Regions from separate parts of the Homo sapiens genome. Here region 2 is linked to region 1. A link is a contact called in ENCODE Hi-C data. All regions are on one chromosome and are shown on one strand. The core of a region is the stretch at or near the end of the contact, and the rest is flanking DNA. Distances in the headings are between cores, read along the strand shown.

Region 1 (3,270 bases), core at 366-2,865:
AGTCCCCCTTTCCCAGAGTCACAGAGTTGGTTAGTAGCAGCTAGAAGCCAGGTCTTCCAAATCCCAGATCCATGTTCTTCCTGCTTCATCAAGAACTATATCTACTTGAAATGCCTTCACCTTGTAAAATACATATTTTTATGATGCCTCATGATAGCGACATCAATTTCCCTTAATTCTGAAATTAACTATTTTCAGGAAATCTCATTTAAACAAAAACATAGTGCATCATTCAACATTCATCATTTAGGACTGTGATTTGCCAATACAACCCAAAAAGTCAATTCTGGAAAGCCAACACAGACTCCGCATACTGGTCACAGCAAATGCTAGTTGAGCCCTTTCAGTTCTAACTAAAAGTAATACAACCTTTTAAAATGTGAGTGGCTGGAAAAAAATGCTTTGAGAAAAAAATTTTAAAACAAGGTTAAATGCTGCATTTTCAAAGTACTGTTTGTATTAAGAGTTAATTCAAGTTTAGTTTTCAGATATTTTTAGACTTGAGAAGCTTTTACAGCCTGTAAGTAACTCACAAGTTGTACGCTATAGAGATAGCAAAAAGTGAAATATGAACTTTAAACCACTTCCATTTTTCGATTGATCCCTCCCCTTCCCCCAATACCTACATACATTTACCCTAAAAAGCATCGCTATCTCTAGTTCCACAGCCTCTTTCTCAAGGTCCAGAACCAAGGCCTGGAAGATGTCAACAATATAGGCCTTCCCCATAGGAATCCGCACCGATTATGGGAGTTTAGGGGTGTTCTTCATTACGGTTTCACCAGTCCTACAAGGAGAACGGAAGTGTCCCTGTTGCTCTTGACTCCGACGCTGAGGGCCAGGGGTGGGAGTGTAATGAGAGTGGGGAATGGGTGTAGGATACCGGAATAAGGTCGGTGGCTTTCTGTATGTGGAGTTTGAGACAAGCTCCAAAGTACCGGGACCCTGGAGAGGAATGAGAGTAGGTAAATTCAGCGCCCGGCACTCAGTCTGATTGATTTAGGCAGTGAGGGTCCGCTCAACTAGAGAAACTGTTGCCCCGAAGAAAGCAATCTAGTGTCAGTTCTCTCTTCGGGATTCGGGGGAACAGTCGGTTTTCGGGGCTGCTCCGGGCTCCTCGAGATTAGCGAACACCGGATGTGGGGGAGGGGAGGAAGGTTGGCTGGGAAAGGAGCAGGCGCCGTGGGGGTGGGGTGAACGGGGTGGGGGTGGGGAGGATGGGAAAAGTGAGCGGGAGCCTGGGGCTCCCAGCCAGCCCCGGCGAGGGCCGCGACCGGGAGGTGGGGGGGAGGGGTCGTTACGGCGAAGCTGAAGGATCCGCTCTGACTTCCCGGGATAGGCCGCGACCCAGGGGCGAGGGGAGGCCGCTGCCACTCCCCTCGCCCTCTCCCCCACCTCCCCGGCCCCAAGCCACCCGGGAATCAAAAAAACGGGTCTAGTTACCAGAGAACAGAAACTTTACCGAACCGATGACACTATCCCCGACTCCCGCTTGCTGCCACGTCTTTCTTCTTGCTTGGCCGCTGCCGTCCGTCGTCCTCCCAGCAGCAGCAGCACTAGCAGAAAACCAAGACTGCCAGCGTCAAAGATGGCGCCTGGCTACAGGCTCCGCTCTAAGGCCCGGCCGGTAAAAGTGCCAGCACGACGCAGGGCGCGAGGATTCTGGAAGATGTAGTTCCTCTATGAGGCGATGCCTAAGATGGCTGCTCCGGGTCACAGGGTCACGTGACGGGGGAGGCGCTGGGTCGGGGAGTCCCTTCCCTTCAGAGGAATGCCTCGAAGCCGGCTTTCATAACGTTTTGTTTTTGTTTTTAAATCAAATGAGGTAATAAGCGGGAGGGCCGCAGGAACTGAGACTGCCATTCAGTAAGCGCTCAATTTATTCTTACCAAAGTGTTTGCTTAATGAGTAAATCTCCCAAACCATGTATACATTTAATTTAGAAATAAACTGTACTTTTCCTAAGCATGCAATGTAGAATGATTTGTTAGTTTATTTTTTACTTGAAGAAGTGAGATTGGGCTTTGGGGGGGTGTTTCTTTGATTTCTTAAAGCAAATTTGTGTATTGGAAAAGTAATTCATGCTCGTGACAAAATTCAGGAGAGTTAGTTGGAGGTCGCAATCAGCAGTCTCATCCCTGCTTCATTATTAACATTGTCCCTTATTTTCCCTTTTGAATGTTTTTACTTTTTCCCCCGGTTATAAAAGTAATACACGTGGCCGGTGCGGTGGCTCACGACTGTAATTCCAGCACTTTGGGAGGCCTCGGCAGGCGGATCACAAGGTCAAGAGATCGAGACCATCCTGGTCAACATGGTGAAACCTCATCTTTACCAAAAATACAAAAATTAGCTAGGCGTGGTGGCACGCGCCTGTAGTCCCAACTACTCGAGAGGCTGAGGCAGGAGAATCGCTTGAATCTGGGAGGCAGAGGTTGCATTGAGCTGACATCGCACCACTGCACTCCAACCTGGCGACAGAGTAAGACTCCATCTCAAAAAAAAAAAAAAAAAAAAAAAGTAAAAAACTTAATACACGTAAGTTTTTTTAGAAACAATACAGAAATATAGAGAGTAGAAAGTTAAAATCTCTATTAATCTCATTCTTGAGAAATAGCTCTCATTAACTTACCATATATCCTTTCTGGCTTTTACACTGAAAATATACTTAAATATATTACACATATAATAGGAGCCCAAGGTCCCCCTGGGGTAGTGGCTCAGCAGAACTCTAATTAGGTGGCAACATTTTACCTAACTTGGGTAAAGGATATAGTTGTGCTACTAAGAAAGGAAACACTTGATGATAAAGCAGATGGGACTTCAGGCACCTTTTATTTCCTCGTGTGCTTGTTCTTCCAGCTGCCGGGTTGGTGATGTGCGAGTCCCAGGCAGCCCAAGACTAGGAATTTATCAGAGCAGAGGGGTCCTGAGCCTCCTCATATCTGGGCTTTTATCTCCTTTCAAAGTAAGAACCACAACTTTAGAATCTTAGCTCCAATCTCTGCCTTACGTGACAGTGCTCTGGCATTGCCATGTCAACAGACCTAATAAGCAAGTTCCTGGTAGCCAATTTCTTTTTTTCTTTCTTTTTCTTTTTCTTTTGTTTTGGTCTTCATTTTTTTGGTCTGTGTGACTCTTACTGGTAACCAATTTCTGTCTGTGCCACGACACCTAGGGTTTTTAAAATTTACCAGAGGGCTCTCCACATAGCTTAAGGGTTTTCCAACCTAGGACTCTCCAAGATGCAGTCCTGGCCTGACTAGTGTG
Region 2 (3,532 bases), core at 386-2,885, 870 kb after region 1:
GACAGAGCAAGAGTCCGTCTCAAAAAAAAAAAAAAAAAAAAAAAAGAATCAAAGGGCTCACAGAGCATAATAGTATTACCAAACACAATTTGTCTAGACATTCAGATAAGCTGAACTAATTAAGCTTTTTGCCTTTTCAGTCACTAAGTGCACCAAAATAAATTAGAATTTCCTGAATCAATTAGAATTTCCTTAGAATCAATTCAGTGGTGATGACAGGGCCCATTATGATGCAGAGTATATACTGAGGTCTGTGGATCCTAAGGCTCAGAGGATTCTCGCCGCAGCGTTGTTCGGCCCGAAAAGGCCATTGTGGACAATGGACGTGAATAAATTTGAGGCCTCTGTGGGTTTTCTCGATGTCAAAAAGTTCCTCAGTACCTGGAAGGTAAAACATACTTGCTGCAATCAGATGCTTGGCATATTAAGCGTTGGAATTCTCTCTGCCTGCCCTGCCTAGTGAGCGGTAGGGAGGAACTCAGGCTCAGCCAATCGCCGAGCTGTAGATACATTCCCAGGCTCCCTGCCGGACCCCACAACATCCAGCCTTTTTTTTGTTTTTTCTTTTTTTTCTTTTTTCTTTTTTTTTTTTTTGAGACGGAGTCTTGCTCTGTCGCCCAGGCTGGAGTACAGTGGCGCGATCTCAGCTCACTGCAACCTCCGCCTCCCGGGTTCACGCCATTCTCCTGCCTCAGCTTCCCGAGTAGCTGGGACTACTGGCGCCCGCCACTACGCCCAGCCAATTTTTTTGTATTTTTAGTGGAGACGGGGTTTCACCGTGTTAGCCAGAATCGATCTCCTGACCTCGTGATCCACCCGTCTCGGCCTCCCAAAGTGCTGGGATTACAGGCGTGAGCCACCTCGCCTGGCCTTTTTTTTTTTTTTTTAAGAGACAGAGTCTCAGTCGGTCGCCCAGCCCGGAGTGCAATGGCGCGATCTCGGCTCAGCAACCTCCGCCTCCCAGGTTCTAGCGATTCTCCTGCATTAGCCTCCTGAGTAGTTGGGATTACAGGCGCGTGCCACAACGCCCGGCTAATTTTTTTGTATTTTCAGTAGAGATAGGGTTTCACCATGTTGGCCAGGCTGGTCTCGAACTCCTGACCTCAAGTAATACACCCGCCTCGGCCTCCCAAAGTGCCGGGATTACAGGCGTGAGCCACCACGCCTGGACATTTTTTTTTTTTTTTTTTTTTTACAGGGTCTCATTCTGTGGCCCAGGCTGGAGTGCAGTGGCGATCCTGGCTCACTGCAACCTCTGCTGCCTGGCTCAAGTGATCCTCCTGTCAGCCTCTCGAGTAGCTGGGACTACAGGCGCGGTGCGGGCTAATTTTTTTTTTTTTTTTTTTTTTGTAGAAACGGGGTTTTGCCGTGATCCCCAGGCGGGTCTGGAACTCCGGAGCTCAGGTAATTCGCTCGCCTCGGCCTGCCAAAGTGCCGGGATTATAGGCGTGAGCCACCATTCCCTGCCCACCCGACCTTTTTGTAATTCGGCTTCCTAGCAGCGTACAGAAGCCCCGCGCTAGGGTACAGACAGGTCACGTGACACCACCTCCTCACGTGACGCAGACTCTGGAGCGGGGGGAGGGCGGTGCTCCAGCTGCATTGCGTCATCACGTCGCGCGGCCGCAGGGGCCAGACCCGGACGGCTCCAGAGCCTCCAGAGCCTCCGGGTCTGGGCGGCGCTTCGGCTCCTCCCGAGCCGCCTGCTAGCCCCGCGCCGCACTCCATCCCCACAGGCTGGGGACGGGCCCGGTGCGGCTGTGTGGGTTCGGGAGCGGAGGTGAGTTGCGCGGAAGTGATGGCAGTCAGCCCTTCCCTTCCTGTCCGTCAACTCCGGGTTATGGCCCTACCCCCCATCCTTGGTCTCCCTGCAAGGCGGAATGGGAGACATGCCCAACAGAGGAGGAAGGCTGGCAGTGGGGTGGGGCATCTGGCCTCGGTCACCCTCTCAACTCTCCCCCTGAACTGCCCCTCTCCGATACCTCCACCTGGCGGTGGCGGCCATATGCCTGGTGGTATTAGGAGGAAGGACTTCGTTTCCTTCTCTAGAATTTAGTCTTTCCCGAGTTTACTACCCATTCCCTGCCCCGAATCTCCCGAAGTGGAATCCCTCCATTCAGATGTTAACGAAAGTTCTAGAAAATAGGTCACTTCAGAAGGGTGAGGATGAAGGATATGCTGAGACTTGGAGTGTTGAGGCAGGAATCCCCTAGAAGGAAGACCACTCTGCACCGGGGTACTGTCATTTTGACACGGAAACGATAAAAGACCCCCCGGGCTGTCTTCATAGTAAATGGACATTTGTTCTAGACCTTTTTACACCCCTAGAGTTGCAACTAAGTTGACTTAAGTCTTTTTGAAAAACATATGCTTTGATGAATCACCCGCTTTTCTGTAAAATGGGTCTTGCAGAGTTGTTGGAGGAATTATCTATAGTGCTTATAGAGTAAAATGCCAACTACAAACAGAAGTAGATGAGAATTTAGGATCTCATTTTTCCTGTTGAAAGATTAATTGTGACTTGTGGACTTTTGGAGACCACAGTTTGATTTCCTTCCCCCCGGATCATTTCAGAAAGTTTTGGATTCCAATATCGATTCTTTAACAGTAATGGACATTCACAGATGTAGAGTAGGAATACCCTCTTGTTGAAGAGCTTCAATATCTTAAGCAAGTGTAAGTCCATCGATAACTTGCGTGGTTTCCATTATTCAGTGTAGGTAATGGGTCCTCAATTGAAGTTTCTTTTTTTTTTTTTTTTTTTGAGACAGAGTCTCGCTCTGTTGCCCAGGCTGGAGTGCAGTGGTGTGATCTCGGCTCACTGCAACCTCCACCTCCTGGGTTCAAGTGATTCTCGGGCCTCAGCCTTCTTGGTAGCTAGGATTATAGGCGCGCATCACCACGCCTGGCTATTTTTTGTATTTTTAGTAGAGACTAGGTTTCACCATGTTGGCCAGGCTGCTCTCAAACTCCTGACCTCAACTGATCACCCACCTCAGCCTCCTAAAGTGCTGGGATTACAGGAGTGAGCTGTTGGGCCCGGCCTGAAGTTTCATTTTAAGAAGAAATCCAGATATGTTTGGAAGTCATCAGACATATCATTTGGATACTTCTTTAGAAAAAAGTTTATTTTTACTGAGTGGCCTTTCTTGCTCTAAGTTGAAGTTGAATACACACTTTTTCTTACATTAAATTCTAAACATTTATTGTGCAACTTCTAGGATAGAAAGCATACATATAAAGCAGGATCCTCTTTTTATGTATGCTCTAAATACTTATCTACTTAAGGACATTAAATAGTAATAATATAACACCTTTAAGAAATTTTATATTTTCGGTTTATCATTTGAGACAAGAACCTTGTCAAGATTTACAAGACATATATTGTTTATCTCTACTTACATTTCAGCATTGATCATATTAAATGTCAAGTGGTAGGGACACTCCGTGATAGAGGAATTCAGAGGAAGAAGAGAGAGCTTTTACATGGACTAGATAGTGGCTAGTGGTTGGTGGTGATGCCAGGCATAGG

What was found. A loop is a pair of places that touch in the nucleus more often than their neighbours do. Pooled maps may share reads with other maps.
Region 2: a pooled map shows a loop between it and region 1 (11-fold over the local background). The contact joins the promoter of KLHL12 here to the promoter of ZBED6 in region 1. A Hi-C loop is called at or near these places in 6 of 50 pooled maps.

What each region holds. Positions count from the first base shown.
Region 1 is chr1:203,793,968-203,797,237 of GRCh38, reverse strand. It overlaps ZBED6 (zinc finger BED-type containing 6), which reads right to left and starts at 1,615. Exons shown (of 17, transcript NM_001395895.1): 1 at 1-1,615. It overlaps ZC3H11A (zinc finger CCCH-type containing 11A), which reads right to left and starts at 1,615. Exons shown (of 18, transcript NM_001376342.1): 1 at 1,444-1,615. RefSeq lists an enhancer at 1,495-1,914.
Region 2 is chr1:202,925,337-202,928,868 of GRCh38, reverse strand. KLHL12 (kelch like family member 12) reads left to right here and starts at 1,635. Exons shown (of 12, transcript NM_021633.4): 1 at 1,635-1,780. RefSeq lists enhancers at 1-366, 1,443-1,492.